Regions from separate parts of the Mus musculus genome. Here regions 2, 3 and 4 are each linked to region 1. A link is a loop called in an ENCODE intact Hi-C map of the cell type or tissue named here. Cell type or tissue: heart. All regions are shown on one strand.

Region 1 (8,000 bases):
TGAGTGAGGCCTTGGCTTTTTACTTATTACTTTTTGCACCTAGTGTGACCCAAACATAGGCTGTAGTCTGCCTTCTTCAGTCTTGTTCCCCATCCCCACTCCACTCCAGAGCTAGGCAGCTCTGCCTCCAATTTTTGGAGAAAAGAGATGGTGTCAGATGGGAGGCAAAGAGGACTGACAATTCCCTTAGTTTCCCCAGCCTACCCCAAAATGTGTGTCTGTGGATCCTCCCTTCTGCACACTTTCACCCTTAGTGCCTTGCTTAAACCTTCAGACGTGGCTGGTTTTCCTATCTCTGCCACCTACCCCTGGGGTTCACCTCTCCTTTGTCTGCCCACAGCCAGGTTCAAATGAGTTCTTTTCCCAGTCTTCCAGATCAGAACTAAACCTGGGAGTCAATTTAAATATTGCATTAGCCCTCAGACTTCCATGTGCAGTCTTTCCTAAGCAGTTTCCCAAATGTATACAGTGTTGGACAAAGAACATGTTTTGTGGTCAAGAGGTCTGGGAAATGTGGAGCTCTGCAAAGTGAAATAGGGGTTTTAAAGGCAGGATTCTTAGAATGTGTAGAGGATATTTATGTATTATTTGCCTAACACATTTGATCAACAATGAATGAGTGAAGGGTCCTCTGATAATCTTGGAAGCCTTGCCAAACATTGTGTCGCTAATCCATGCCATGGAGAAGGCTCGACAATAATGGTACCTCCTTCCCCTAGCTCTCCCTCTCCTTTCCCACTCCTTGAGGTAAAATTAACTGCCCTGTCCTCTGACCGGAGAGAACACACAGTGTTTACCTCACCACCAGTTGCCTAAAGAAACCTGGGTGTTCTCAGAAGAGAAAGGAAGGGGGAGGGGCCTATATCTCACCTTCCTCACTGGTCTCTTCCTCTTCTTCAACTGAGTCTTCAGAGATGAGTTCTACCTCCTCCTCATAGTCATTCTGGTTGGTGCGGTTATCCAGAGCCTTGTCAAAGACTTCAGGGCCATTCTTATAGTATCTAATGTCCCTGTCATCATCATCACTGCCCTCATTGTCATCATCATCATCATCACTGCCCTCATTGTCCCCCTCATTACCATCATCATCTTCATCATCACTGCCCTCATCTCCATTGTCACTATCACTGCTGTCCTGGATATTAGTAACCTGCTGGTTGTCACGTAGGGTTGTGTTATCACCATCAGCTTTCTCGCTGTTGGAATCCTCACTGTCATAGGTATTCTTTTCCTCTGGGTCATCACTGTTGTCATCTGGATTTGCGGCAACGCTCCCTTTGTTGTCAGTGATCTTGGTGTTGTAGCCTTCACTGTGGTCAGGATTCTCACTGTCGCACAGGTTCTCATTGGCATCGGTCACCTCATTATCAGTAGTCTCGAAGTAGTCGGTGGTCTCCATGAAGTCAGAGATCTTGATGTCGTGAATGGTCTCATTGTCAGTGATCTCATCAATTTCTGAGATGTCACTGAGAATGTCTTCAATTGCATAATGGTCATGAGCATCTTCCATGATCACCATTTCATATTGATTCTTGGCTCTACTGTGGGCAAGTTTAGAACTTAGTATAATGTTATTGGGAGTAAGGTACTAGGATTTCTAAGAATGGGGGAAAGTCCCATTGCCACTTCTGGGGATCATTGCTCATTTGTAAACAAGGTATTCATTGGATTACCTCAGTGGTCCCCTGTGTCTCTATAAGTCCTGTGCAACACTAGGTTAGTCTCTGCCCTATTTAAAAACAACCCCCCAACCTCTCAGGCACCATTTCTCTCATCACCTTTCCTTTCCGTGTTGCTTCTTTCTGCTTGATCTGTAGCCACCTCGTCTCATATAGTAGCGTACTGGGTTAACCCACAGGTCGTTCTTGATGATCTGTTGAGGGGTGGGGAGGGGGAGAGTGAAAAGGAGTTCAAGGAGTTTAAGTCCTAGAACCCACTCACAATTTCTCAGGCACCCAGGGACAAGTCTTGAAAGGCTTTCCCTGGCAATGCCAGGAGGGGCCTCACCTCAGCAATTCTGTCAGCTTCTGGGAGGCTGTGATTGGAAAACCAGTTGAAGAAGCTTTCTCTGGTGTCATGGCTCCTGCGATTATAGGCCTGGGGTTCCTGGCCCCGGTGCCAACGTATTGGGGTAGAATGAGACACCAACCGGCCTAGAAGAGGAAGAGATACAGAAGGAAGGGGAAATGATAGTATAGGGGCCATAGGTTTATCCTGGGACTATCACTTACCTGAGCGGTTGCGCTGGAACTCCTTGACGATCACCATGTTTGTAAAGTATGGGTTTGTCTGGAAGTACAGCTTCATTTTGTAGCCCATGGAGATATGTCTGAGGTCCTGTACCTGCTCAGGGTGGGGTAATAGTGGTATCTATCCCTCCCAGGGCCCTTCCCACCCACCCCCTCACCTCCAAAGACCAGATTCCTTGGCTTTCTTCTTTGGCCTGACCTGAAGATTGGTCAAGTAGCGGAAAATGTCTCTGTCACGTTGGTTGATCAAGATTGAAATTCTGGGGTGGTTGAGGAACTGATGAGTGGAGCAGTTTAGGTCAAGGATTTACTGTTCAATGCCAGGGAGGGCAGAGCAAAACAGGCTGAAGCAAGGGGGGTCCTTCTGTGTTTGAGTGATGTCTGAGGAGTAGGTGAGTGCTTATGCAATGTTAAACCTCAGCATCAGGGAGCCTTGCCATGGTTCATATTTGCTGTAGGTCTAGATGCTAAGGGTCTCTGACCATGTCCATGTGATTCTTGTGCTTATGTTCACAGAATACTGTATGTCTGGGAGCTAAAAGCCCAAGTCTAAGTACAGATACATTTGGTTACCGAGGACCTGCATTTAAATGTTACATGTATAGGTGTTGATGCTCAGTGTCCACATAATGGATGAATGCCTCTAGAAGTCTGTGTGCTTAGGCCCAGTTGCCTCATGTCTAGATATGGAAGTTATGTATCTGTATCTACTTGATACCCTGTGCCTGACTCCCGAGAGCCTATGATCATGTGACACTTTTTAATCATGGGCCAAGTGTTTATATCTATATAAATTCTACTAAAATGTGTGCATTTCAAATGTTGCATACGTGTTTCCCTGGGAATGAGCTCAACAGTCACCAATAGTGGATTGGATTCTTCCTGTTGTACCTTTCCCTTCATTTAACCACTTGAGCCTCACAACCAAGTGGTCTTTCTCCTGATTCTTCAGGGTTCCATCCCATTTCTACTCTCTCCCCTCTAATGGAGAGGATGGTAGACAGATTTGGGATTTCTAGGTATCTAAGCAGAGACCCAGGTTTATGGAGCCTTGTGTGGTTTGAGCACGCTTCCCGAAGAGCTTATGCGCCCTCCCTCCTTAGTCAGTTCATCACCTGTACTCCCCCCTCCTCTCCTCCTTTCTCTATCTGTTGCTCCGTTTATGGGCTGTGTGCCTTTTCCGTTACCCCTCCCTCTTTTATTGTCTGGGATCCATTTTCTTTTTAAATGTTGCAATGCTACTCTTTTTCCCTTCTGCAGTCTAGTTTTAGATGCGATTTTGCCCTCTTGCCATCCCTCTTCCACGCCTTCTAGAATCTTCTAATGGGGATTCATCATCCTCATCTCTGACCCTCCCCCACACCTCTTCTCTCTCTTCCACACATCTCCCCTTCAGTCATGGGCTTCTGGCCCATGCATACTGATGAGAAGGATACTGCTTTGACCCAGAAGCCTGGGATATGCTGGATGATGAGGTCTCTGCGCTCCAAAAAGGGCCTTCGCATCTGGATGAATTTGCGCTTGAGACGCAAGAAGGCCTTGCCTGCCTTGATGTTCACCGCCTCCAGGTCCATTTGAATGCTCTCCAGGGCCTGCAGTATGCTCTCCATCCTCTGGGCACTCCTCTCTCGGCTCTCCTTCGCCTTCCTCTGCTTCCTTCTCCTCCTCCTCCGACGCTGCCGCCTCCTCACACTCTCCTTGTCATCCTCATCCTCATCTTCCACTATTATGATAGCCTCCTCCTTCCTCTTCGGACCAACTAACATCTGGGGCCCCCACCCTCCTAAGCTACAGGTTTCTAGGGCCTTCTCTCCGAGGCTGCTGGGCTCTGCAACCTGAAAGTCAATTGCCAGGCTTCCCCCAGAGATTTCTGAAGATGGGAGCGTTTCCATGATCCCTGTGGAAGGGGCCTCCCCGAACCCTGACTCCATTGCGTGATCCCATCCGGGACTCTCAGCACTCAGGGTGAAATACGCGCGGATCCCCCCTTCCTCAAGAATGACATAGGGCAGTGGTGGGGGCAGCGTGGGGCCCACCCCCCTCATGTCAGCCAGCACCTGTGCAGCCTCGGTTTCTTCCTGGGGTCTCGGACGCTGCTGGGGTGGAGGCAGGGGCAGTCGCTGGAGCGGTGGGGGTGGCGGGGGCGGCAGGTCGCGCTGACGGGGTTCCGAGCTGCTCAGGCGGGGGGTCTTGGCCGGAGGCCCCTCGTCCGGGCGGTCCATGGTGACCGCACTCACAACACTGGCTCTGCGGCTCTCAGACAAGGCCGTAGCCACCAGTCACACTTGAAGCGGAGCCGCCACACCTCACGCGACCAGCTCTGCTCACCACCTCGCTCTGACGTCCCCTCCCACAGCGCCTGCCCCACTCCCACAGCGCCTATCGCCCAGGCCCCGCCCACTCCCTGGCATGGCGTCTGCTCTGCCCGCCATTGGCTGCAGGCCTCGGAGCTGGCGGTAGCGTTCCCTCAGCCCCTGCCTTCTCTCACGCAATCCGCTTGCCAACACTACACATCATCATTTTCTAATTGGCTCCCTTCGCGCCCACCAATCATCAGGCTGACTGCCCCTCAGTGATGAGAGGAAAACTGCGGGGCGATTGGCTATGAGGAAAGCTAGGGTAGGAGCCCCCTCACCCTCAGTCTTGCAATGTTTTAGCCAATGGGAAAAGTACCAGTGATTCTGAAGACCACAAGACTAGGCCCGGGGAGGGTGGCTGGGAGTGCGCAAGCACCAGGGAACGAGATGTGCTCAAATGAAATCAGAGAGCCTCGCTATCATTCTCCCCGCCCCACTCCCCCAACAACTACGCACTTTTAAAATCTGTCCCTTCCCCCACCAGTTTATGCCTGTGGGGTGAGCGCTGTAGCCCCTCAGTCGCAGGCTGCTTTGAACTGCTAGTAGTTTAAATATCTGAGGTCTTTTTGCTTTGGTGGTCAGGTTTTGACATGGCTTTTTCTATTTCTGCAAAATGGCTCCACAGATGCAAAGAGTAACTTCCTCTGCGTCATTAAAAAAAAAAAAAGGTGATTCAACTAATGTGCTAGATTTTTCTAGAACTTTAAAATTCTCTTTGTCTACACATAATTTCTACCCCAGCTTTTCCTAAATGAATGCGGCTATTAATTGTACCCTAATATTATATTTTATTTTGTTTGTGATCAGAAATGGCTGGTCTTTGATGAGGCACGATGGTGGAGTTTTGGCTCTGGTTCTAGAATCCACATAGCAGGTGACTTCCACTGTGACTTTAGCCAAATCACTGCCCCTCTCTGAGCTTGTTTCTTCTACATTAGACATTCCTAAGGAGAGGAGATAATTGCCCATTGCAGCCTTGCTGTGGTAGCAGAGGAAGGAACCTCAGAATCCATCAACAGGAAAATGGATGTGATATGTGTTTTAGATGGACTACTAGAATAAATTTGATCTATGTATAGCAACATGGCTGGATTTCGCAAAAACAGAATGTTAAGTGAAAAAAGAAACAGAGCAAGATTTATAGTACAATACTGTTTATGTAAATTAAAACACATCAATACCATATATTTTCCACAGATACACATAAGTAAATAAACACATGAACGGTGGTTTGGAAGGACACACATTAAGTACTGAAGAGCGGTGCCTATGTGGGGTTGGAAGGATGGGATCAGGAATGGGTGATGAAGGGGACAAAGCAAAATAATAAAAGGACCTTGCATGGACCAATGATAGAGTGTGCCAAGAACTGAGTAATAGGGTCAGCTCAATTCTGTGCACCTGAAGAAATAAGTAAATAAATAGTAAATTAATTGAGTGCTTAGGGAGTAGGCCAGCTGGGTAGATCCCCAGACTTGGGCTTTTTCGTTATGTTATCTTTCCTTCTGAATTTAGTCAAAGCTAAACCAAGTCCCAGCTGTATACAGTGGAACCGTAAGAAGGACTTGCAGTTTAGGCTGAGCAGTTCCTCTAAAAGCCATTACATTGCAGGGGGCCATTTCTTAACCCCATTGCCTTCATGTTTGATCCCTCCCCTATTCCCAGTTCCTATTTCCATGGTGGTCTAATATAAGAAATACCTTGTTTGAAATTTGGGGTGAGGATTGAATCTCCAGACATTGGGAAGAGATGGGGTTCTAAAGTATTCTCTCCTTACCTGGTGCTCAGAAGCTGGGCCAAAGGAAGACAACTTTATGAGATGGGAGTTGACTCTCTTGACACATACATACATGAAAAATTTCAGGTTCCATCTCCTAAGCACTCTATTTCCTGCTGCAGGCACATACTAAGTTTTGTCTCCTCTCCATTGTGTGTATGTGTGTGTGTGTATACTCTATTTCTTCACATATATGTATTTGCTCACATATGTGTACCAGGCAAGTTTTCCTCAGAGGTTCTTACCCACACAAAGTCACACAGACACACACTATCTCATTCAATCATACCTCCTCATGTGATCATACACAGATAGGAGACATGGACACACACACACACACACACACACACACACACACACACACACAGAGAGAGAGAGAGAGAGAGAGAGAGAGAGAGAGAGAGAACATCCAATATAACATTGTTCATTTCACTTTTTCCATTTACAAAATCCAATGATGAATCCAGGCAGTTAGAAAAAGGAAACGGAGGAAAACCCTCCCGAGTTTACCCTATTTGCCCTCCCACCTTGGTCTTTGCACCCCAGCCCTCAGAAAGGCATTTCTATCATCATCACTGAGAGAATAGCCCCACCCCAAACACACATTCCCAGCCTCTCAGCTCCTCTGGCTTGCTTTTCCAGGGCCACTCCACAACCAGGGTCATCAATATCTCTTCTGCCTAGAGTGCCCCCTTCATTGCTTTTGGGTCAAGACTACCTCAGTTCAGGGCCTATCTTGGGGTAGAGGTGGAGTTTAGGACAGGAGTTTATAAGGAAGGAAAGGAGATGGAGAGATCACTGCCCCAGACTTAGGCAAAGAGTTCCAACTTGGCTCACCAGTCTGTAGAACTGGCCTTGAAGTAAGCCCAAAGTGGTTTTTGTCCATGGAAAAGAGGCTTGGGACCATCCACCTGTAAGAGTGGATGGAGAAAAAACTTCTGGGAAGGATGTTTGGGGCCCAACCAAGGAGGAGCTCAAGGACTGTGAGGCTTGGAAGGGACAAAAAGAGGTCAAGCAGAAATGGACTCAATTCCACAGTGCCTTGAAGTTTGTATAACTTTTGATTATCAAGGTCTCCAAAGAATTTTATTTTAGGGGGGAGTATTGTGAACCCAAGGGATAATTGTGGGGTTGAATTTAGCTCTGACCCCATGGTCTGGGCTCTAGGTACTCTGGAGAGTTCAACTATTTCCCCATGGGTGACTTTCCCTGTCAGCTTATACCCACATCATCCCTAATGGGGACTAAAGTGGATATATATTCCTAGGAGGAAAAGTTAGTTATATATTCCTGGAGGAAGCTTGAGTGAACGTAGCTAAGTTTGGTATATTCTGGTTGAGGAGCCCATCCCCCATTCTGCTCTTCATCTAGCCTGGGCACATCATGGAGGCTCTTCTTTGTATGCTCTTGGCTTCTCAAACAGCCTCAAGAAACACCTGTGAAGTCTGGACATGGTAGGGAGGGATTGGAGATTGGGCTTTGGACCAAGGTTAGCCAAAAACAACATTGCACATAGCACATAGCAATTTAAACATCCTTGCTCCCAAGGAATATAGCACCCCATTTGGTCCCTCTTGTCTGAAGACTTAAGCCAATATTTCCTAAACATCCAAGTCT
Region 2 (8,000 bases), 410 kb before region 1:
AGATTAATTTCCTTCATTCCATCCTTCAGCTTTTTCTCTCTGGAACATGGCAAGGAGTTAGGATGTGTTTTTGCACCTCTGTGTTACTTGTAGCCCAAACCAAACCTGATGTGTATGATTGGTATCTTGGATGTTCTAGGTTCAAGAATTTGGAGTATGTGAAGTTCGTGACCTCAAACCCAATGGAGCCAACATCTTGGTAACAGAGGAGAACAAGAAGGAATATGTACACCTGGTTTGCCAGATGAGAATGACAGGTAGGAGAAGTGTCCTTTAGATAGACCTCTGCTTGTTCAAGGAAAGAGGTCAGCCTTTTATTTATTTCACATTTTTTGTTCTTATTTCCTATGACATGGCCACAAATACCTTGCACAAAAGGAGTCAGAATACTTGACCAAAGTACTTAATTCCATCTACTATAATATAAGGGCCTAGAAACAGTGCTAGCTAAGGCAGGCAGATTTCTCAGTATAAGGTGTTGTCTTAGGGTTTCTATTCCTGCACAAACATGACCAAGAAGCAAGTTGGCGAACAAAGGGTTTATTCGGCTTACACTTCCATACTGCTGTTCATCACCAAGGAAGTCAGGACTGGAACTCAAGCAGATCAGGAAGCAGGAGCTGATGCAGAGGCCATAGAGGGATGTTCCTTATTGGCTTCCTTGCTCTGGCTTGCTCAGCTTGCTCTCTTATAGAACCCAAGACTACCAGCCCAGAGATGGTTGCACCCACAAGGGGCCTTTCCCCCTTGATCACTAATTGAGAAAATGCCTTACAGCTGGATCTCATGGAGGCATTTCCTCAACTGAAGCTCCTTTCTCTGTGATAACTCCAGCCTGTGTCAAGTTGACACAAAACTAGCCAGTACAGGTGTCAAACTGAGGCTGTATTAACTCTGTTCAGTTGTATGAGTTCTGATTCCATGTCACTTTTTTTTTTTTTTAAACCAGGAGCCATCCGCAAACAGCTGGCAGCCTTCTTGGAGGGCTTCTATGAAATCATTCCAAAGCGCCTCATATCCATCTTTACTGAGCAGGAATTAGAGCTGCTCATATCAGGGCTGCCTACCATCGACATTGATGATCTAAAATCTAACACTGAGTACCACAAGTACCAATCCAACTCTATTCAGGTGAGCGGAGGTATCCCCATACTCTTGAGAAGTATGAAACACTTATCAGTGCTGGTTTATGGATAACAGTATACCTATGCCTCTTTTTGTTCTTCTGGAGCTGATGTTCTCACCTATCCTGTGAAGGAACAAAATATTTCAAGTCCATTGCCATTTCCTTAAATTTCTTTACAAGCTCTCTTTGGCTTTTTGTGTGTCTCTTCTTACAGATCCAGTGGTTTTGGAGAGCATTGCGTTCCTTTGACCAAGCAGACCGTGCCAAGTTCCTCCAGTTTGTCACAGGTACTTCCAAGGTACCCCTACAAGGATTTGCTGCCCTTGAAGGTATGAATGGCATTCAGAAGTTTCAGATTCATCGAGATGACAGATCCACAGATCGCCTGCCTTCAGCTCACACATGGTAAGAAAACAACTTAAAAGTTTCTCCTTTTCAGTGATTTTATTGAGGTTGTAGACTTGATGACTTCTAGACACCTACCCAAGATTGGGAGCACAAGTATGGCCTAGTCTACAACTTTATAAAGCTCAGTTTGTTAGGTCTATGGAGGAAGTTGAGGTGAGCAGATAGGCTAAACACAAGAGTGATGGCTGGAAAGACATTTGCAAATAGCACTTAAGGGAATCATGATGTGTTCCAAAGCTTTGTCTGGCTGGGCAAGGGCTGGATATACATGGTTCAACTGGTTAAGAGCTCCTTCCTACTCACAGGAACAGAATTTAGTTCTCAGCACCTATGGAGGTCAGTTTGTGACCACTGTAACTCCCACCTGCAAGGTCAATAATGACCTCCTCCTCTTCTGGATTTTATAGGTACCTCCACTAACATGCATATACATCACTAGTGAACCAAGATACCTCCTTAAAGGCAATTATTTCTTAGGAAATGTAATGATTGGAAATGTGTGTAGTTCAGTTGGTTAAAAGGACTTTTCCAACACAATACCATGATTCCGTTCCTCATACCACATAAATTATCTAGGAGGTAGGACAATCAGAGTTTGAGACCAGCCTGGGGTACACAAGACCAGGTCTCAAAAATAATAGAAAAAGCTAAAAACTAGATGAGGGGCTGGATTAGCAGCTAAGATACATACTGCTTTTGCAGAAGATTCAGATTCAGTTCCCAGCACCCACATGATGGCTCACAACCATCTATAACTGCAGTTCTCAGTTCTCTGATGCCTTCTGGCATCAACAAACACACAGTAAGGTGCACATACAGACAGACAGGCAAAACACTTAATATACATGAAATAATCTTGTTTTAAAGTGAAGCCTTAAGGGATAGATTAAAATTTACCAACTCACTATATATGTGACTGCCAGCTATCTCTTCTCCAGTGCATTAAACTTTAACCTATAGGTTAAGGCCATGGTGTATAAGTTATAGTAAGAGCCAATTTATGTTGCTAGTATTGAGGCCAGATTAGCAAGTTGGAGAAAAAAATGGGAGAGTCAGCAAGAAGCAGTGAGTACATGAGCTCTGGCTCAGAAAGGAGCAGAAGGTTTCATTGTTCTTTTCTCATGAATTTAATCTTTATTCATTCTAGTTTTAATCAACTGGACCTGCCTGCCTATGAGAGCTTTGAGAAGCTCCGCCACATGCTACTATTGGCCATCCAGGAATGCTCTGAAGGCTTTGGGCTGGCCTAATAAATAAGGCCCTGCCTACTTCTGTGGGGTTTTTCTACCATTGTTGGACCTGGGGAGGGGGGTGGATTTAAAAGATCCAGAAAGAAAATGTCAAAATCCAATAAATGAAATTCACCAACTCACCATGTGTGTCCCAGCTGCCCATCTTCCCTAGTGCATACCTGTTCGCTTCTCATTCTCTTTTGTCTCCCCTTTCCTCGCCTCTCCCTTTTCCATGCCGTCCATGATCCCCACCCCATGTGTTAAGAAGGCAGTAGCCTTTACAGGGACCTGTTTGTCCCAAATGAACAGTGTGCTCCTCAGATTCTGTGTTCAGAAGGATTTGCTGCATTGAGACTTGAAACCTTTGGATAGGGGAAAAATTATATATATATATATTTTTTTGTTCTGTTTGCATTTCTTAATTTGTGCTTGGAATGTGTTGATGTGCACAGCTAATGATTCAATGCGAGACAAGATTGGCATCTGTGTTGTGGAGGTTTCAAATAAAGAGCACTCTTCATAACTCACTTTTCACAACGGAGTTTTTTTCAAACTGAAAAAGAAAACCCCATCTTATACACATACTAGACAAATGAACTTTCCAGAAAACCATTTCTGCCCTTCCTGATCACCCACCCACCTCCACTTCTGGTATAGAACTTCTTCCTTCAGTCAGTTTCCCCAGAGAAAAGACTGACAGACACCGGGAATTGGGGGGATTTTTGTTATTTAAAATGGGTATTTGGAACACACTGCAGCAGGTACTATCAAAACAGTTAACCCATGCAATGTTTCGTTTGGTAAGCATTTATGATAATCTCAAGTTTAATTTTCTTAAAAGTTTTGGTCCCTTTCTAGTAAATTTTAATAAGCAAAATATTTGACTAGCTCGCCACAAGACCACCTTTTTTGTCTGTCTTGTCATTTGTTTGCAAGTATTCACAGATTATCTAGTAGTCTCTTGTGGTTTTTACTCTATCCAGCACTTTATCAGACTTTGATGGTTCCAGCCTTGAACAAAAATTTAATAAAAAATTTAGTTAGAAAAACAATCCCAAGTAGTACTTTCTTTGTGTTGTTTTTCTTATTTATTGGGGCACTATGGCTTAAGTTATTTTCCTATTGACATCTCAGGTGTTGGAAAACAAGAGATATACTCACCTTGATCCTATGGGCATGATAAGTTGGCTGGCAGCCACTTTCTATTCAGTATTAGCTGTCTTGTATCTAACCTTGCTCTAACAACTAAGAAAACAGGTAGGTGCATTGTCCCTATCTCAGAACATTTGTCTGGGAGGAAGCAGTTACCTCTGACACATGCAGTGTCTCTGAGTAGACCAGGCAGCCTTGTAGATCTCTAATGGCCTTGAGTAGCAATCAAAAGTGGGTTAGGAGTTGCATTTAATGAGGAAAAGAGCCATCTAGGTTGAGCCAAGTGAGTACATCACATCTGCATTGAGCAAAAAGATAAAAACCTTATTTAAAGGGGGGCGGGGGGGTGCTGAACTTTAGAATGGAAGGAAAAATTGTTGGGTCCACAAGAGCTAGTTCTAGCTTTGTATGGTTGCTCACATCTATTATTGAAGGACTAAGAGCTGGGGCAGGAGGAATGCTGTAAACTAAAGGCCAACCTGAACAATAGAGTTGAGACTCTGTCTCATATAACTGTCTCAATATAGTCAGCTAATAAAGCTCAGTAGCATGCTTGCATAGGATATGGAAGACCCTAGATTTGGTGACCACCACATCACAGAAGAATTGAAAGGAGTGTATGGGTTTGAGGTTGAGAGGACTGTAGAATACCAGTAGAATCCTAGTGAAAGAAAGAGAATAGGTATATTTACTAAACTTTAAATCCAGCAAGAGGCCTAGTTATACTATTTGTATAAACATATCTAGAAGATGTGAAAGTTGGAATGTATTCATAAATTACATAAGTAGTACTAAAAATATCAGTTGTAATATGCAGCATGAAGTCACAATATGAGTTGTGTTGAAGTGTTAGATGTGGTATAACTAGTTCAGCTGCTTAGGGGACAGAGGCCAAAAGATTACTTGAGCCTGATAGTTTGAGCAGCCTGAGCTCAAAAAGTTGTAAAATAGGCCAACCATGATTGCATATGCTTGTAGTTAGTTCCAGCTCTTGGAGATCTACCCTGGATCAATGTAATAACCCTGTCTCAAAACAACATTACAAAATATTCCTATGCATAAAGGATCTGAAAGGCTACATAGGTGACAAAATTAATGTTCAAGAGTGAGGAAAATGAATAGAAACATGTAGCTAGGAAGAGGTATGTTTACACAATAGGCTTTAGTATCACTGGTGATATTTATTTATTATTTTTTTTCTGAGAGAGAGAGGGTTTCTCTGTAAAGCCCTGGCTGTCCTGGAACTCACTTTGTAGACCAGGCTGGCCTCGAACTCAGAAATCCGCCTGTCTCTGCCTCCCAAGTGCTGGGATTAAAGGCGTGCACTAGTACGCCGGCCTCTGGTGATATTTCTTAAACTAGGTATATAATATAAATTTTAACATCTATAGACATGAAAATAGAAGTGAGGACTATGAGATGAGAGGAGCAGACAATAAGTAATAGAATATGTCATGAAAGCAGAAAGGGGAGGGAGGAGGCCAAGAAGAGGGATAAAGTGAAGGTAGGGAAAGGCAGGAAGGAGGTGAATAAAGACAATAATTTATATGCATGGAAGTGCTCAAGGAAACCCATTTTATGCTAACCAAAAATAATCCACTGCTGCCAAGATGACTCAGTTGTTAAAAGCATCTTCCTGAGCACTCAAGTTCAAGTCACGGCACCCACATGGCAGTTCACAATCATCTATAACTTCAGTTCTAGGGGATCTAGAGCCATCTTTTGGCCTCTACAGGAACCAGACAGGCACAGACACACACACACCACAGAGCAAGAGAGGGAGAGGGACATACACTTATACACAAAGAATAAAAATCAATTATCCAGTGGGCAAAACATGTGGCCTATGAATGTCGGTTACTCTCTTTTATTCCAATATTTGCCCAGTGGGTACAGGGACAAAAATACTGTAATAACAGTGATGTAAATTGAACCAGGGCTTAACTACATAGGCTGTCCATTATCAGGATGACGTAGTTAATTGTATTACTAAGTGCCTATTCCTCATGGGATCCACCAGCTAGCCACCTGGTGGTAGACTGAGCATTATATTGAATTTCTAACATCATTAAAGGAAACAGATCTATTCTTGATAATTTTATCTTCCCTACCCATAGTACTTATGCCAGCACAAGTACCAGAATGTGTAAACTCTTCTGCACAGCATTGCTTCAAATCCACAAACTCGTCTCAGAGAAAAGTAAGTGCTGCAATGGGTTCATGACTAACTAGTTTTATCACGTACCAAAGGACCTGGTGTAGGCATAAATTTTTTGCAACCGACTTTAATAAGGGTTCAACCTCTCCTCTAGCCCACCACCCAGCAGAGGTAGTAAAAGAAAAGTTATTAGGATATGGGGGAACTGAACCTGTTCAGCAATAGTTCTTTGGGGGCAAGCTTGATCTTCTTGGGCAGCAGTTCAGTCCTATAGCAAATGCCAATTCAGCAGCTGCAGACCAATCCTCTAGGCAGGCAGATAACAGGCATGAACCAGCAGCTATAGTCCAGTCCTTTCAGCAAGCAGACACCAGGCAGCTGTAGTTCTTCAATCCTGAAGAAACTGCCAGGCTCCTCAACCATCCTGAGGTGAGACCAATGAAGTGGCAAGCTGCTGGAGGAACCTCACGAGCAGTTCTTGGGTGAGTTTCTCTCAGTGGCAGCATTATCACAAGTAGAGCTCAACAACACTATGTAAGGCAAACCAAACCAATGCTTAGTTCTCCTCTCCCACTGTTTGGGGGGTCATATTTATACTCCTTCATCAAGCGTCCTTTCAAGTTTGCTATGTCCAAACATCCTTTTCACCTGTGTGCCCCAGCAAAACATCATTTGGCATAACTAACTTTCCGAGGAACTAGAAGTTTCCACTTCAGACCTGGCCTAACTGACAAGTAGAATCACTTACTAGGTAGTCAAGTGTGATCCCAGTGGGGAACCATCTGAGAAAGATGGATTTGTTGTTGTCATTGTTGGTGGTGGTTTAGATGTAATATATACTTCAAACTAGAGAACATTATACAGTACTGTCTATTTTATAGCCAGAATAATCAGGTCCTAGAATTGAGATGTATAAATGGGAGTAGCTACTCCCAACATTATTAGTAATTAGTAAAAAACCCACTCACAATTTTTACTTCATGGCTCAGCAACTTTGAGCTCTAGGCAGTTTGGAAATCTTAATTCCAAAGGAACTAGATAGTCTCTACCAAAGGGTACAACAATGATTCCACCAAACACTTTAGACGTTTGGAGTTTCTTAATACCAATTGAAACTACAGGCAAAAGAAGAGAATTTGAAAATTAAATTCAGCCTGGCATGATGGCACATAGCTTTAATCCCAGCACTCAGGAGAAAGAGGCAGGAAGATTTCTGTGAGTTTGAAGCAATCCTGGACTACATAGCAAGTTCAGGGTAGCTGGGGCTGTATAGTAAAACCCTGTCTCAAAAAAATTATTTCACTAGTTTCAGTTGTTGATCCTAATTACCAAGTGGGAATTGAATAGTTGCTACACAGTGAAAACAGGGACCAGTTGTGCAACCCAGCAGCTTATTTTGTAGTACTTCTGTGCTCAGAGGTAAAGGTTAAGAAGTACAAGGGGGTAAAAAAAAAACGACAGAGTGATCTTCAGGTTCTGTGTGAAAGGAGGACAAATGCACAATGGATATTAGAGGAAAATATTAATTATAGATATTAATTATAACCTTGTGATCAATCACAAAACCGAGTGCCTTAGTAGCTTTGCTTGCTTTTTGCTTATTTGTGTATCTATTTTGATCTGCAAATTATTTTTCTTGCTCCTTAGTTTCGTTTTTATACAAGTAGTTGTCAGAAGCTGATTTTATAATTGAGTCTGTAGATAATGGGTGGTCAATACAACTGTAATTAAACTTGAGGAATACTTAAATAGGCAATGAGCCAAATGTAATTTTAAAAAAAACAACCATTTCTCATAGTACAGAAGAAAAGTTTCATTTCTATGTAATAAGATGTATCTAGCATGGTAGCAGGCTCTTGTAATCCCAACACTTGGGAGGCTGAAAAAGGAAAACTTTGAATTAGAGGCCAACTTGCACTGTGTC
Region 3 (8,000 bases), 330 kb before region 1:
TATAGAAAGAAGTGGAAAATGTCGAGAGGCCAGTGTACCTGGAGTACTATACCCAAGAGATAGTGGCATGAGACAAATTAAAAAGGTGTGTAAGGACTGGCTCTTTGAAGCCTATAGTAATGGGCCTGGAGTGTGGTGAAGTGCTTGCTAGCATCCATGAAGCCCTGGGTGTAATCCACAGTACCATGTAAACCTGAACCAAGTAGTGCATGCCTATAATCTCAGTACTCGGGGGAGGTGGAGGCAGGAAGATCACAAGTTCAAGGTCCTCTTCAACTACAGAGTAAGAAGCAGTCTCAAGAAAAGTGTATCAAGGGCAGGTGAAATGGCTCAGTGGGTAAAGATACTTGTTAACAGGCCTGATGATCTGAGTTTGTCCCCTGGTCCCACATGATAGAAAGAGAACCAACTCCTACAAGTTGTCCTCTGACCTCCACATGTACATACCCATGTGCCCCCCCCCCACTAAATAAAATGTAATAAAAAGTTTGTTTTTAAACCATCTCCAAAAAAGACCCTGCTATGAGTTTGAATTTCAATGTAATGAGAGGTTAGGGGAGGATTTCAAGGAGGTAACACTAGAGAAATAAAAGGTTTATGTTTGTAACCTGCCCCCCCAACATGTCAAAACTGGGCTTCCCAAAATATGAACGCATCTGGGGTTGATTATCTTACTAGATAATAAGTAATAAAATAAAGGGGAAATGGTATTTCAGAAAAGAAAGCTGCTTGTTTGTGTGATGAATGGGCAATAGGAAACAATTTGGAGGAAGCTAGAAGGCCAATGTAGAGACCACTTAAGTTAACCAAAAAGATAAGGATAGTGGCTTTGAGTAGGGCTCTTTTAAAGAAGGCTGAAGAAATGGCTCATCATTAAAGCTCACACCTACCCCCCCACACACACACACACACAAAGAATGAGGTGAAGGCTGTGTTAAAGAATGTTGCCAGGGCTGGGGGTAATGGCTCAGTGAATAAGTGCTTGCTAGCAAGCCTGAGGACCTGAGTTCAGATCCCTAGTCCAGTGAGACCCATTTTGGTATTCTGCTTTCCAGAGCTGTATGAAAGTAAGTTTTTATGGGTTTATTAAGTTTGGGATTTTTTATTATAATATGAAACTAATATAGCTTCTCAGCCAGTATTTATTGCAAGATGAACTTAGCTTATCTATAGCCACCAGCCCTCTGTACCTATTGAATAGTCAAGTGAGATACAATGGGGTGAAATAAAATACAATATTCAAATCACACAGGGGTCAGGGAGATGGCTTAGTGGGGAAAGGTGCTTGCCACCAGGCCCGGTGAGTTCAATCCCTTGGATGCACATGATGGAAGGAGAGAACCTTTGTTCCACATGGTGAAAGAGAACTGACCCTTGTAAGTTCTCTGACTGCTACACACACACACACACACACACACACTCACTCACATAATAAAAAAAAACTAAAACAGTGGTGGTAACCTCTGTGTCTGCACACATATGCACTTACACGGCAGCGTACTTGTGGAGGTCTTAGGACAACTTGCAAAAGTTAGCTTTCTCCTTCCACTATGTGGAATCCAGAGAGCAAACAAACTCAAGTCAGGCCTGGCTGCAAATGCCTTTACCTGATAAGCCATCTTATCAGCCCATAATTACTGACTTCAATAGATTTTCCTTTATTGTTAATGAGGTCTCACGCCTTTTCATGTGGTCAACCGTTTTGTTTATTGCTTTGTGTAATGTCTACTCATCTTGTGTTCCTTTTAGGGATGTTTTGTATACAAAATGTTTACTTTTCACAGATATATTAAGTAAAGTTATACCTATCTGTTGGGTACTTTGTTTCAATGCATACATATTTTATGTAGCATTCAAATTAGGGTAAATTTATCTCCTTAAACATTTTTCTTTTTTTTCCAAGACAGGGTTCCTGTCTGTAGTCCTAGAACTTTCTCTGTAGACCAGGCTAGCCTTGAACCCAGAGGTTTGTCTGCATCTGCCTCCAGTGCTGGGATTAAATGTGTGCTCTACCATGGCCCAGTAAGTGTTCCTATCCACTGAGCCCTCTTCTAGCCCTCATTTCACATCCCAATGGTGAATTTTGGTAAACTTAAATTTAGTCATATGTGCCCATCTTTTTCTTTGAAAGAAGCGTTTCTAGTCATTGAAGAAATTTCTTATAAGGTATGTTGGGTCAAACCCATAATCCCAGCAGTTGGGAGGCTGATGTAGGACTTAAAAATTGGAGGCCAATTTGGACTAAATAGTAAGTTACAGGCCATCATGTTTTAAAAAAATCATAGGTGTTCCCAGAAGAAATGAGTTATTAAATAAAAATCTCAATGCCAAGTTATTGGTAAGGGAGGTTCCCAGAGGAGCCTAACACATAGGCTACTGCTGCTTTCTCTTGGTTGTTCACCATAATTAGATGCTAAGAGCCTAGTGCTAATGGCATCACACACTTAGCTGCTGAGAATAGAGAAATCTGGGACTGACAAGGCAATTTCCTCTAGGCTGACTAGCTTTCAAGAGTTCCAGGTGCTAGCCAAGTCACTAGGGTAGAAAAGACATCTTACCCAGCAGTGGACCCTGCATGCTATAATACCAACCTTCCAGGTAAGATGTGCCCACTGGTGTAGTAATGGCATGACTATTATAGGGTGTAACCAACCACTCTGATTAGATTTGAGACCTGGTTCTGGTCCACAAAAGGGAATTCATGCCTGCTACTATAAATCTGGTCAAACGTCCATGTCTGGGCAGGTCATAGGCCCTAGGGGGAGAACCTACTAGTACTGTTTTTCTAAATGGTCATTTCTGTCAACCTGCCTTCTAAATATCTGTATTTATATTCATAGTTTAGTGCTGCTCTCCAAGGAGCTTCTTTTTTCTCTAGATAAGTTTATGCAGAAACTCACAACGCTCAAACTGTTGAGAATAAGTGACTAGAATGAGTGCCTAGCCCTAAATGAGATGTGTGTGTATCACCACTACTCCAAAGTTCAGGGGCCGTTATGCTACAAGGACTGGACAGAATGGAAAGAGCTGGAGGATGGAGGGCAGTACTGGGAAATGCTGCCTTTTAGATATGACAGAGCCATGCACTTGTGAATTCACAGCAGCTGTGGTCACCTGCAAGAGACCTGTACAAGACCGGTAAAAGAGCAAGCCAGTGAACCTTCCAGCATGGATGGACGAGGCTCCTTTCCAGTTGAAGAGCTATTAGAAGTTGATACCTGCCAAGGAATTGTCAATTTTCTTGCAGGTGCATACTATGCACATGTGGGTAGGACCAATTGGACTCTGAATCACAAAAATGTGTGGGATACGATGGGGCTTTAGAGGACAGATGTTGATATGAGGGTGGATATGACCCATATTCATTGGTACATATATGAAAGTATAAAATAAAAATAAAAAACTGGCCAGGTGTGGTGGCACACGCCTTTAATCCCAGCACTTGGGAGGCAGAGGCAGGTGAATCTCTTGAGTTTGAGGCCAGTCTGGTCTACAAAGTGAGTTCCAGGACAGTTAGGACAATGCAGAGACCCTGCTCCCCCCCCCCAAAAAAGAAGAAAACCAAATCAACCAAACTACAACAAACAGTAAAACAAACAACCTCTCCATATTCTAAATTTATAAAGATACTCTCCTATATATTCCACAATTCCTAAAGTTTTGCCTTTATCATTTGTTTTGAATCCATTTGAAACTGGATTTTGTATATATTTAGAGATAGGGCTCCAATTTAATTTTCTCCCAAGCTACATTTAATCTTTGAAAATTAAATAGTAACTTTTAAAAATGTATGTGAGATTTCAAGCCTCTGATGATTTTATTCCCTCATGTTGCCTGTGACTGGTTTCCCAAAAGAGCTTCATATCAGATTCTATCAACTGAGCTTTCTCACCTTCCTAGACTCTTTAGGATTCTTCCCAGCTTTTAGACATTATTTAAAAATAGTTACAGGAATAGGACTAGAGAGATGGCATGGTGGTTAAGAATACTTCCAGTTCTTTCAGAGTTCTTTGAGTACTCGTGTTAGGTGGTTCACAACTACCTGTAACTCCAGCTCCAAGGGATCTGATGCCTAATGTCTGTGGCTTGTGCACACATTTGATCACGCTTGCACTTGCACACAGTTACAAAGCCGGGCAGTGGTGGCACACACTTTTGATCCCAGCAGGTGGATCTCTGAGTTCGAGGCCAGCCTGGTCTACAGAGTTCCAGGACAGTCAGAGCTAGATGGAGAAACTTTTGAAAAAATAAAAGAAGATACCCAGGAATAGCTGTGGAAACCACCAGACTCTTTCCATATCTAACTGAAAATGGCACTAACCCCGGCCTATAAAGACAATCTGTTGTCACAATAGGGGGATGATTCAGTAGACATCCTGGGCTGCTAAGATCATGACTATAAGGTGATAGAAGGGGAATGAAAGAATGAAGAAAAAGGGGATGGAAAAGAATTGGAGAAGGACAGGGTATAAAGGAGAGAGAGGAGAGAGGAAGAGAGGGGGGAGAGAGGAGAAAAAGAGGGAGGGAGAGGGAAGGAGGGGAGAGAGAGGGGGGAGAGGGAGAGAAAGAGGGAGGGAGAGAGAGAGGTGAAGAGGTGGAAATGGGGGAAACTTGATGTAATGGAGGGAAAAGGACAGAGTTGGAGCGAGAGAGGGAGGGAGGAGAGAGGGAGAGGGAAGGAGAGGAGAGAGAGGGGAGGGGGAGAGGAAGGGAGAGAGGAGAGAGAAAGAGAAAGGGAGGGAGAGAGGAGAGAAAGGGGGAGGGAAAGAGACAGAGGGGAAGTGGTGGAAATGGGGGAAACTTGATTTAACAGGGAGGGAAAAGGACAGAGCTGGAGCACTGGCTTAAGGACCTGGACTCCTAGTGTTCACACAAGATACCTTTCTCAGTACAGAATTCCAGTTTTGAAGCTCGAAAATGGATTGGACCCAAGTTGACTCTTGGATTTACAACGGCAGTCTTTAAATTCTGCTTGGAGAAATAAGAGAGAAGCAGACGATAGGGGCAGTATTTCAGAACACAGCCTTTCCCAACTTGTATCTCTGTTGTCTAAGAGATACTCTCATCGTCCTCACACTCTAAGCTCGCCTCATCTAAGTCCTCCCTTTGATCCCTCTTCCATCCCAAACTGCCCACCCTTCCGAGGGCGCCTTCCCATTCCCGACTGAATCCTTGGCTGAAGCGCTTCTCCCCGTCTCCCCCCTTGCTGGCTAGACTACAAACCCCAGCCGAGCTTCTGCCTCCCACTAGCTCTGGCAGAACCTTGAAGTGACTTCTTTCCCAGCAAGCGTGGGCTCAGACCCCGCCTGCTTGCTCTGATTTCCCCCGAAGTGATCAGAGCACTAACGCTTCCCGTCCTAGTTGGCGGCCACTTCAACAGTTGCTGGGTAACTACGTAGAGGGGCGGGGCCTGAGCGCCCAGCGCGTGCTCCAGCCGGGCAACAATTCAACAAAAGCGCTATTTCAGGCGGAAGTGACCATTTCTGGCCCCGGAAACAGGAAATCGTGATTGGCTTGGACTTATTATCGCGAGGCTTACTGTACACCCGGCTTGCACTGCGCTATTTCCCGCGCGGGCTAACCTCGTTCCCAGGAGTAAGGCGCGGCCTTTCCTACGCCAGCGCCGCTGTCATGGGTTTCCTGAAACTGATTGAGATCGAGAACTTTAAATCGTACAAGGGTCGACAGATTATCGGACCATTTCAGAGGTTTACCGCCATCATTGGACCCAATGGCTCTGGTGAGATTAAAACCGGCTGTGGCCCTGCGCGCGTCCCGGTCCGGTTCCCCCTGCTTGTCTGCAAAGTAGTACAACCTACCCCCATGCAACCCGAGACATTGTGAACCCTGAAATGTTCCTTGATCCTCTTGGTGGGGCTTGGATCTGAACTTGCTTTCCCTTTTGGCATACACTGAACTCGAGTCTCTTCCCAACTGTCAGTTGGCGGAGTTCGGCGCAGACCCCCTCTGGCCCGAATGGTATGGGCCGAACCGTGCGTCGCCCCGCCCACTACCCCTCCCGCCAAAAGAGGCGTTCCCGAAATTTGCTGCCAGTTGTTTGGCCCGCGGCTTCCTTCCGGTCTGCATTGTTCCACCTTCCTAAACTTGTTTGACACCTCTGGGAAAATTTGGGAACCGTAACTCTGCTTTGGCGTCCGATCCCAAGCTGTGTACTTTGTGCTCTACTCAGCCCTCCCCGCACCCGCACCTCCCGATGGAACGCTCCACTCTGATTCCTTTCCCCCCCCCCCTCTCTGCTGTGGCACTTTTGAATTTCTGACCCAGCGTTCCGCTCAGCAGCGTGGGATTGCGATGCCCCCCACCCCTCCGCATGCCCCCCACACGCCTAAGAGATTGTTGCTTTGATTTGCCTTTTTCCTACCAGAAAACCGTAAATAAGCCTGAACTTGTTCGCTTGCCAAATTGGTGGAGGGTTTGGGGTTTTATCAGTTAAGTTTATGCGGGGAGAGCAAATCCGAGATCGCGGGAAAGGAGAAGCAAAGTACAAAATAAGATAACACTTAGGCCATTATAAATGTTTTGTAGAAAAGGGGTTAGGCTGATAAGTTAGAGTGACTTTGATAGTAACCCTACTTTTTCATACTTAAGCCTACTATTTCATATCTTAGTTTTTGCTGTATAGCTCGTAGTTTCCTCTCACCCATCTCTAGAAGTATTCGTTATGAATCTTTGCTGTGTTCCTCCACTCCAGAGATATTCTAGTTTACTCATTTTCTAGCCTGCTAGGCCACCCTTACCTTGAAGTAGCTCATAGCGAATACCTTCACTGGACTCTTGCTTGCGGTTTTGTTCTCTGTCTAGAGCATTGTTTCCTAACACTAGCTCTTTAGCCACACACTTTCTCTGTGCGGTTGGTTCTGTGCATTGTAGAATGTTTAGCTGTTTTCCTGACCTCTCTCCACTAAATGACAGCACCTCCACTCCCCTGAAATGCCCATCAAAAATGTGTTCGGACAATGTCAGAGTTTGGAGTGCGGGTGGGGGTGGTAATGACGGGTTACTTACTTCCCCTACTACGGTTTAAGAACCACTGGCCTAGAGGGTTGATGCTTTGAGTTCCACTAAATTTCTTAGGATTTTGGTCTTGTGACTCTTGTAGAAAATGCTTGGTTGTACCACTTGTTGAAATCGAGTTCTCTCAGCGTTGTTAGAATTAAAAATCCAGCTGTTTGGAACAGGCCTGGGTTCTTACCTCTCTATTTTTTGAGGGGGAGGGGTTGCCAGACAGGGCTTCTCTGTGTAGTCTTGACTGTCCTGGAACTTCCTCTGTAGACCAAGGTGGCCTCCATCCCACAGAGATCCACTTGCCTCTGCCTCCCTAGTGCTGGGATTAAAGGTGTGTGCCACCACTGTCCCACCTTTTGTTTGTTTGTTTGTTTTGGAGATAATTTCTTATGGCCTCAAACTCTTAAATCCTCTTGCCCCTACCTCCCAAGTGCTAGATTTATAGCTGTGTTTTACCACACCTGCTTTCTGCCTCTGCATACCCTTCAAAGCTTGGCACCATGAAGCATTTTTTGATCTCTGATTCCCACTTTGTAAATTTATTTTTGGTTACACATTTATGGTACATTTTTTTTCATCTTCATCACTAGTGCATGAGTGTTCTCAAGATGCCATTCCTTGAGATGTTTTATTGGTATATAGTTATTGTTAACATTTGCATTAGAAGAATCTTTCCAACACTTAATGACTATAGTAAAAGAGGATTGTACTTGTGAGATGTGATCCTTGAAAATCAAGGGAGAAGTCCAAAGATTGGAAATTGGTGGTTACAAGACTAATTCCAATTTATGTGATTTACTAGCTCTGCTGCAACTGGAGAGAGAGTTGACTCCAGATTGAATACTGATAGATGTGCCACTTATTGAGCACCAAGTAGATCTTGGGTTTTTGTTGTTCGTTTGTTTTTAAGATAGGATCTCATATCCCAGCCTGGTTTCAAATCTGACTTTCTGATCTTCCTGCCTCCATCTTCA
Region 4 (8,000 bases), 110 kb before region 1:
GACAGGGTTTCTCTGTGTAGCCCTAGTTGTCTTGGAACTAACTTTGTAGTCCAAGCTGGCCTCAAACTCAGAAAGAGACCTTCTGTCTCTGCCTTTTGAGAGATGGGATTAAAGGGATGCACCACCACCTGGCCTTAGATGATCTTATAATTCCCCTGTCCCAGCCAGTAACCAGTAGATACGGTTTGTTTTTTGTTTTTTTGTTTTTTGTTTTTTGTTTTTGTTTTTTAAACAAAGATTCTTTCCAGGAAAAAGTTTGAAAATCAGGGTTTGGATAGGGCCTGGTGTCTTACAAGTTTAATCTCAGAAGTTTGTAGACTGAGGCAGGAAAACTACTGTGATTACAAGGATAGTTTAGGTCACAGGATGAGACCCTGTCATATATATAATGGCACATAATAATCCCAGAACTTGGAAGGTGGAGGCAGGAGGATAAGGACTTCAAGGCCAACCTGGGTTACATGAGACCCTGCCTCAAAAAAATCAAAAGAACAATGAACAAACTTCTCCTTTTCTCTAACTTTATCTATTTATATCAGTGTGGTGTTATGGATTTTAATCCATATTTCAATCAATTTATAATTTACTGTTACAATTCATTTTTTGTTTTGTTTTGTTTTATTTTGGGGGTGGGGCGTTGGTTTTTTTGAGACAGGGTTTCTCTGTGTAGCCCTGGCTATCCTGGAACTCACTTTGTAGACCAGGCTGGCCTTGAACTCAGAAATCCACCTGCCTCTGCCTCCCAAGTGCTGGGATTAAAGGCGTGCGCCACCACCGCCGCCGACTATAATTCATTTTTAATTATCATTATTTTAATTGTATGATTTTATGGCTCAGTATCTGTATCATGAACAAACTATACACCTATATTTCTCTCTGAGTATGTCTCTCTCTGACTCTTTCACTATCACATATATCTTGTTAGGATCCTTATAAATAGGTCAGGGTAGAAGATGGATGTGGTGGTACACATCTATAGTCCTACCTACTCAAAAGACCAAGATAGTTGAATTGCTTGAATATACAAGCTCAAGACCAGCCTGGTCAGCATAACGGAGGTACTCCATCTTCAATAAGGAAAGAAAAGGAAAGAAGAGAAGAGAAGAGAAGAGAAGAGAAGAGAAGAGAAGAGAAAAGAGAAAAATAAAGGAAAGAAAAGAAGCCAGAGAGAAGGGTCATCAGTTAAGCACACTGGCTGCTCTTGCAGAGGATTCAGGTTCAATTCCTAGCACCCACTCAGTGGCTCACAACTGTGTGTAATCCAGTTCTAGGGGATCCAGTATCCTCCAAGACCACAAACGTACATTCAGGCAAATACCCATATACATAAAATAAAATACTGATAATAATAAAAAAAAACTTTTAAAAATCCATGGTAAAGGGATAGTAAATGGTTCACATGTGATGTAGAGGAGGGTTGTAGAGGTGAGAAGGAGATGGATTCCAGAGCTATTTGGAAGTTGGGAATGGTGGCTCCTGCCTGTAAACTCAGTACTTGGGAGGTAGAGACAGGAGGACCGGGGGTTTAAAGTCATCCTTGATTACATAGCAAGTGAAACCTCATGTCAAACAAACAAGCAAACAAGGACCAAACAAACAAAGACAAAAAGACAGCTCATATCTATTTTGGAACTTTAGAAACCCAAATTAAAAAGAGTCACAAGGGTTGGGAATAGAGCTCAGTAGCAGAGCACCCGTTTAGAGAGTATGAAGCTCTATGTTTAGGGCACTGGGTTATCCCTACCACCAAAGCAGTATCATTCTCATGTAGTTTAGCTACAGAGATGAGGGTGTGGTTGGGAATTTAGTTAAGACCTTGAGTTATTGCTCTGCATACATTCTATACCAGAATTCCTCTCCCAGATGGCTGGGCGAGGCCACACCAGCTTTCCCCACAAGGAAAATTCCAAATTCTGGAGCCTACAGCGCCCAGTTTCTGATTGTTCCTCAACAAGACTTGAAGCTTGGAAAACACTGAGCAACTTTCACTGAGCAACAAGTTTCAGCCTAGACTGTCACAGGCAGAATTTATGGGAGTCATACAGTTGTAGGTTTGAATTCTGGCTCTGTCACTTTCTATTTATGTGACTTGGACCTGAGTTTCATTCTACTCATCTGAAAGATGGGAGAATACTACTCCCCAGCACTTGGCTTTTTTTTTTTTTAATTTTCTTTCTTTTTTTTTTTTCGATACAGGGTTTCTCTGTGTAGCCCTGGCTATTCTGGCACTCACTCTGTAGACCAGGCTGGCCTCGAACTCAGAAATCTGCCTGCCTCTGCCTCCCAAGTGCTGGGATTAAAGGCGTGCACCACCACTGCCCTGTAGCACTTGGCTCTTAAAGAAAGGCAGACATTAGGCTGGTGAGATGGCTCAGTGGTTAAGAGTACTGACTGTTCTTCCAGAGGTCCTGCATTCAATTCCCAGCAACCACACAGTGGCTCATAACCATCTGTAATGGGATCCAATACCCTCTTCTGGTGTGTGTCTGAAGACAATTACAATGTACTCGTATACATAAAATAAATAAATACAAAAATAAATAAATTAGCAATGAAAATAATTTTTTAAAAAAGAGACGCAGATATTATTATCTCTAATCTTCCTAAGTAATGAAAGGATTACTTAACTTCATTTTATGAACAAGAAAACCAAGGGTCAGGGACGTGAGGTACTTGGCAGGGCCCAGTGAGTAAATAATCTGTTCCAGGAAGGCATGCTTTTGTATTTTCACATGCTCACAAAAGTTCCTGTTGCATAGTATGACTTTCACAAATACAAATCAATGCATTTTATATCACTGGCTTAAAAGACTGCTCGGTTTCCTTTTGCCCTGTGGTATGTCTGGGCTAAGGACATTAGAGGAGACTGGAGGAAGAATGGGTGGTGCTGAGACCAAAAGCCTGGTGTTCTTTACTCTTTACAGAGATGTTCCTCAGGTAGAAAAGCAAAATGTCTTCAGGTGAGGAACAGCAAACTTACTAACCTTAATTTTAATGCCTTTTCTCCTGTCCAGTTCCATTACTTTACATTATTATTACTATTATTACTATTGAGTTTTTGAGATGGGGAGTAGCCCTATCCTGGCTATCCTGGAAGTAGTTCTGTAGACCAGGATGACATTGAACTCAGAGATTCATCTACCTCTGCCTCCTGAGTACTGGAATTAAAGATGTATGCCACCATGCCTGCCCTTTTTTTTTTTTTTTTTGGAGACAAGAACTCACTGTACAACCTGCCTCTGCCTCCCAAGTGCTGGGATTAATGGCATGTGCCACCTACTGCCCGGCCATTAGTAATAATAATATTACTACTAGTACTACTACTACTACTACTTTGTGAGGCAGGATCTTGCTATGTAGCTCAGGCTGGTCTCAAACTCAAAATCCCCCCCTTTTTAGCCTCTATGTACTGCATATACATGGAATAAACAAAAATGTAAACATCCAGGCCTTTTGGTTTTTTTGTAGCAGTAGTTGCTACAAAAATGGATACACACATATTATACAAAGTGTTTATATAGTTACAATGTATACCAAACAGTCGAAAGCATTCTTTAAAATGCTGATGGCCAATGATACTGGGGAGAATAATGCATTTTTACTCTACGTGGGACTGAAGCTTCTAAAACTCCACATTCTCTAGGGAGTGAGGAGTTTCCTTCTTTCATTTAAAAACAAAAACCTCAGAGGTGTAAGTCTGGTAAATCTTCAATTCACTCAGCAGTAGACACGCGGAATGGGAGGGGGAGGGGGAGGAAGGGGGCGGAGGTTCCTCGAAATCACCGCCTTCCGTGGTTCTCACTGAAAGGACCTGAGAGAAGCAGCAAAGGACATTGGGGAGGAGACAACCGGCTTGGGATCTAGGGTGTGTGCGTGCGCGTGCGCGAGCGTGTGCGAGCGCGCATGGGCGCGTACTAGTTTAGGCTCACTACTTATGGACACTAGCTCCTCTTCCGGTTTGTCTAGAGACTGCGCATGCGCATCACTGGCCTTTAAACGTGCATCGCCGGTCCATCCGGTAAAAGGATCCGGCCATCGATTTACAATTTTGTTCTTCCGCCAATGAAATGAACTATTTTCTCTTAGCCTGAGAAATGTTTTTAACTAACCACCTCCAAATAAGGGACATATACAACCCGATTTCTTTCGGTCATCACATGATGAAGGCTTCCTAGGTTTTTTTCTGACTCAAAGTAAACGGAACTCGGAGAGACACCTTGCGGAGGGATCTGGTTTGTTGTGGTGAGGTACAGAGGTGGGGGGGAGGAGACGCTGACAAACCAAGATGGCGGTGGCAGCGGTGAAACCTGCCGCGACTGGGACTTAACTGTAGTAGTGAAGGCTTCAGTAGTTGGGAGGCAGCGGTAAGGTGTGGAAGAAACGGAACAGGACTAAGAACCTGTAAAAGGAACCTCAGCCTGAGACTTTTAGAGCACGGCACCCGCCCCCCTAAGCCCTTGACGGGCGGTGGCCGTCCTGCTTAGGGCCTAGACTCCGAGAAGTACCTCGGTTTCAGACAGCGGCGGCGCCATGCGTCCTTAAGGGCGACCTGAGCCCTCCCGATCTCTGGCCCAGCCCTCGGGCCCACCATGGAGCTGGGGTCCGACGATTTCCTACCGCCGCCGGAGTGTCCGGTGTTCGAGCCTAGCTGGGCCGAGTTCCGAGACCCTCTTGGCTACATCGCGAAAATCAGACCCATCGCCGAGAAGTCCGGCATTTGCAAGATCCGCCCACCCGCGGTAAGGCTGGGAGCTGATGGTCGCCAGCGGCGAGTTTGTGGGTGGATCCGGGTAGCCAGTGGTGAAGTCCCGGGCGGAGGGCAGCAGGTGTGGGAAGAATATGGGATGGCTGGTATTTTGTGGATGCCTCACGAAGCGGAAAAAGGGTGCTGGGGTCAGGGCTCCTCGTTTTGTGGCATACAAGTGACCTGGGGTCTGAGACCCACTCCCACTCTGCTCTTGAGAATTTCCCTTGATTCAATACACAGATGCTTAATGGGCTGGGGAGAGTTCGCAGGGAGGCACAGAGACTCCCATCTTTTACTTTGTATCACCCTGGTCGAGGCAGTTACAAAGTAACGACTACTGTCATTATTCCCTTTAAGGCAAGCTGTGTGGTGTAGTGGAAAGATCACGTCTCAAAAGGGAGTCAGACGTGAGTTTAAAACTACTTAGAAGGTTAGCAGCTGTATGACCTTGGGCATGTAAAGTAATCCCTGAGCCTGTGAATTGTGTGCTGGGAATAATTAGATTAAACCAGGTAACATAGTGCACTCTGGTAAGTGGTAATTACTGTGACTGTGAAGGTGCTTGATGTGGTCATTGGTTTGCTTCTGTGTGTGTTGACTCATGTTTACTCACGCTGTCAGGCCAATTCATCTCTGATAATATCCTAGCCTGGTGGCCAGTCAGGAAATCATTCTCACAGGGAGTGCTCTTTCTGGCTCCTGCGTTTTCTAGTTGAAGGTAATGTCAGAACCTTCTTGCACATGGTCCCCACAGCCTTCCTATGGAGAAGTTTAGACCAGTTAGCTTGGTATGGCCTTCTCAGAAGATCTGGATTCTACCTCAGGCTCAGAATGTAGATGATCCTATAAGATAAGGTTTTCTTGGGTCCCCAGGAACAATAGTGGAGATATGGAAATCTTCCTTTGCTTCCCAAATGTTCAGCAAAAAGGACCATATTGTTGCTTCTAGTCCTGACTAGCCCAGGGGAAGTTTTCCAAAGGCTAGGACAGGCTGCTGCCTTGCTGACACACTGGAGGAAACAATGGTGAACAGTGTTTAGTAACCACTTGAGATTCCTGGGCTGGTTTGAATTTATCCGCAACAATGTATCTTCGAGGAGGTGCTTCTGGATGTGGAAGCCTTATTCCCACTTGACAAGAGCATCTTAGGTCTTCTTATCCAATTCAGTGCTTTTGTTGCCCTTTCATAGGCTGGTTTTAGATGGATCCTCCGGGCCCTAGAGTCTAGAGTCCTTGTTGGTCACAGGTGTCTGAAGATGGGTTTCTGTTGTGAGGGAGTCACAGCTATTAGTGACAAGCCAGGAAGGCTAGCAGAAGGGAAAGGTTGGACTCCTGGATGGCCTTATGGAAATATTCCTTGACGTGGTCAGGAGACGCCTAATATGGGGATAATTGAGGTCTCAATTTCCCTTTTTTCTCCCTTGGGCTTTTGGGCAGGTTGGCCTTATGTAGGTGCTCTTACCTTGTCTTGGGGAACCAGGATGGAAGAAATGACAAGGACATCGGTGTGTGTGTCCATCCTTTCGTCCATCTGTTCATCTGTCCATCTGTCCGTTTGTCCCCAGGGGACTGTTCTTTGGTAGGCTTCTTTTCTCCACTCCAGTAGCTTTGATTCTTTCCAGTCCTGACTTTTGTTTTTGTTGTTCATGATTTTGTGTACGTGCCCACAATTCTCTTAAACCACCTTTAGGCTCTAAAGCAGTTGGCTTTCTTCTGTTTGGAACTTGAATTACTCACCCAAGTGATTCTTAGGCCCAGGATGCAAACCTGTGTGTGAGTAGGTATTGGAGTTTTTCTTAGAGGGGTGGTTTTGGGTTTGTGTTTCATAGCATGTGGCTGCTTGCTACACTTGGCATAGATGGATGGAGGACAGGGTAGTTAATGGTGGCATCACACAACTTCTTGAATTCGCCATCCTGTTTGTCACCACATTCGAAATGCCATCATCTTGAGCATTTGTACTAATACAGGACTGAGATGAGAGGTTTGTTGGACCTTCCCCATCTACTGTTGCACCTATAGCTCCTGCCTTAGGACTTCAAATTGTTTAGAACTTGGCAGAGCAGAGAAAAGCAGTGCTTAGAGTTTGGGGTTTGAGCACCTTTCTGTCTGGGTTATCTGTGCTGAGGGGAGTGTTGTCTGATGGGAGATAAGAGGGTATGGAAAGCTTCACCTGGCTTAAGCCGTAGCATTTTAGCCTAAGGTTTGTTTTTTTTTTTTTTTTTTTTTTTTTTTTCACCCCTCCTGCTTTCGTCAGCCTCAAGTGCTTTCTGTCTATTACCATGGGTTGGGGAAGAATGTGTGCACTTGCAAATATGAGGCCTCTGGTTCCTTTTTTTAAGAGAAAGAGCCTGCATACAGAGATCAACAGCTCTTTCTCTCTTTTCCTATACCTTTTCTGTCCTTCCATATGTGTTCACTTGTGTGTGAATGCTGGTAGCTTAGTGTAGTAGAAAGAACCAGCGATCAGAGGACATGGGTTCTAGTGTTGGCTCTGCTGCTAACTAGCATAGGATTTCCTCTCCTAGCCTTACTTTCCACGTCTGTAAAATGAAGACGTTGATCTAGGTTATTTTAGGGTCTTTTTTTTTTAACCATTTTAAAATTTTTTTAAAGATTTATTTATTTTATGTATATGAGTAGTTGTACTGATGGTTGTGAGCCATCATGTGGTTGCTGGGAATGAAAGCTGCTCACTCCGGATGGGGCTCCGGACTACCCCACTCACTCCTGGCCTAAAGATTTATTATTATTATACATAAGTACACTGTAGCTGTCTTCAGACATACCAGAAGGGGGCGTCAGATCTCATTATGGATGGTTGTGAGCCATCATGTGCTTGCTGGGATTTGAACTCAGGACCTTTGGAAGAGCAGTCAGTGCTCTTACCCGCTGAGCCATCTCACCAACCCTTTTACCATTTCTTAAGCACCAGAGCTCCAGGGGAGAGAGAGGACTCTCTGGGGAAGCATTCATGAGGCTGCAGAAGGGGAGTCTTCATAGCTATCTTTTGGGTAGGACAGAAAAAACTCCAGCTTGGCAGGGTAAAGCTTTCCCTGCTTTCATTAATTTTTTCCTGGCTTCCCCTCTGTAAATTCTTGCATTCGTTGCCACCACTTTTGGGCTTCCCACTCACTCCCAGACTTCTTTCCCCGCCTCTTACAGCAGACAAGTATATGAGAGAGGACCCACAGGAAGCCTTTCCAACCTGGGGAGTGAGTAAGAGGTGCAGATTCATCTTCCTTGGTCTTCC

The links. Peaks named below come from ENCODE experiments on the same cell type or tissue, not always from the same donor. Only the 100,000 strongest peaks of a DNase experiment are listed, where the experiment ranks them.
Region 2: a loop joins it to region 1, with 2.1 times the contacts of the local background. A loop is called at or near these places in 2 of 42 quality-filtered maps.
Region 3: a loop joins it to region 1, with 2.3 times the contacts of the local background. A loop is called at or near these places in 3 of 42 quality-filtered maps.
Region 4: it touches region 1 in a loop (2.1-fold over the local background); 13 of 42 quality-filtered maps call a loop at or near these places.

What each region holds. Positions count from the first base shown.
Region 1 is chrX:152,337,855-152,345,854 of GRCm38, forward strand. It overlaps Tspyl2 (TSPY-like 2), which reads right to left and starts at 4,630. Exons shown (of 7, transcript NM_029836.4): 1 at 3,686-4,630; 2 at 2,449-2,526; 3 at 2,232-2,343; 4 at 2,008-2,153; 5 at 1,779-1,873; 6 at 871-1,538. The coding sequence starts at 4,471. Gpr173 (G-protein coupled receptor 173) reads right to left here. Exons shown (of 4, transcript NM_001359449.1): 4 at 5,744-8,000. In heart, no CTCF peak of the experiment used is centred here; a DNase peak (open chromatin) is centred at 4,787; H3K4me3 peaks cover 2,146 bases; H3K27ac peaks cover 1,821 bases; H3K27me3 peaks cover 5,159 bases.
Region 2 is chrX:151,931,600-151,939,599 of GRCm38, forward strand. Huwe1 (HECT, UBA and WWE domain containing 1) reads left to right here. Exons shown (of 83, transcript NM_021523.4): 80 at 140-257; 81 at 950-1,131; 82 at 1,341-1,531; 83 at 2,682-3,818. The coding sequence ends at 2,784. Among named protein-coding and RNA genes, the nearest start is that of Mir98, 22 kb to the left of the region's middle. In heart, no CTCF peak of the experiment used is centred here; no DNase peak of the experiment used is centred here.
Region 3 is chrX:152,010,901-152,018,900 of GRCm38, forward strand. It overlaps Ribc1 (RIB43A domain with coiled-coils 1), which reads right to left and starts at 5,395. Exons shown (of 8, transcript NM_025660.3): 1 at 5,263-5,395; 2 at 4,881-4,968. Smc1a (structural maintenance of chromosomes 1A) reads left to right here and starts at 5,528. Exons shown (of 25, transcript NM_019710.2): 1 at 5,528-5,740. The coding sequence starts at 5,632. Gm39540 (a long non-coding RNA gene) reads left to right here. Exons shown (of 2, transcript XR_878280.3): 2 at 3,105-3,406. In heart, a CTCF peak has its summit at 5,000; DNase peaks (open chromatin) are centred at 5,461 and 5,941; H3K4me3 peaks cover 2,959 bases; H3K27ac peaks cover 2,049 bases; H3K27me3 peaks cover 320 bases.
Region 4 is chrX:152,228,972-152,236,971 of GRCm38, forward strand. Kdm5c (lysine (K)-specific demethylase 5C) reads left to right here and starts at 4,256. Exons shown (of 26, transcript NM_013668.4): 1 at 4,256-4,739. The coding sequence starts at 4,590. In heart, a CTCF peak has its summit at 7,510 (motif pointing right); DNase peaks (open chromatin) are centred at 3,900, 4,430 and 4,610; H3K4me3 peaks cover 3,163 bases; H3K27ac peaks cover 2,175 bases.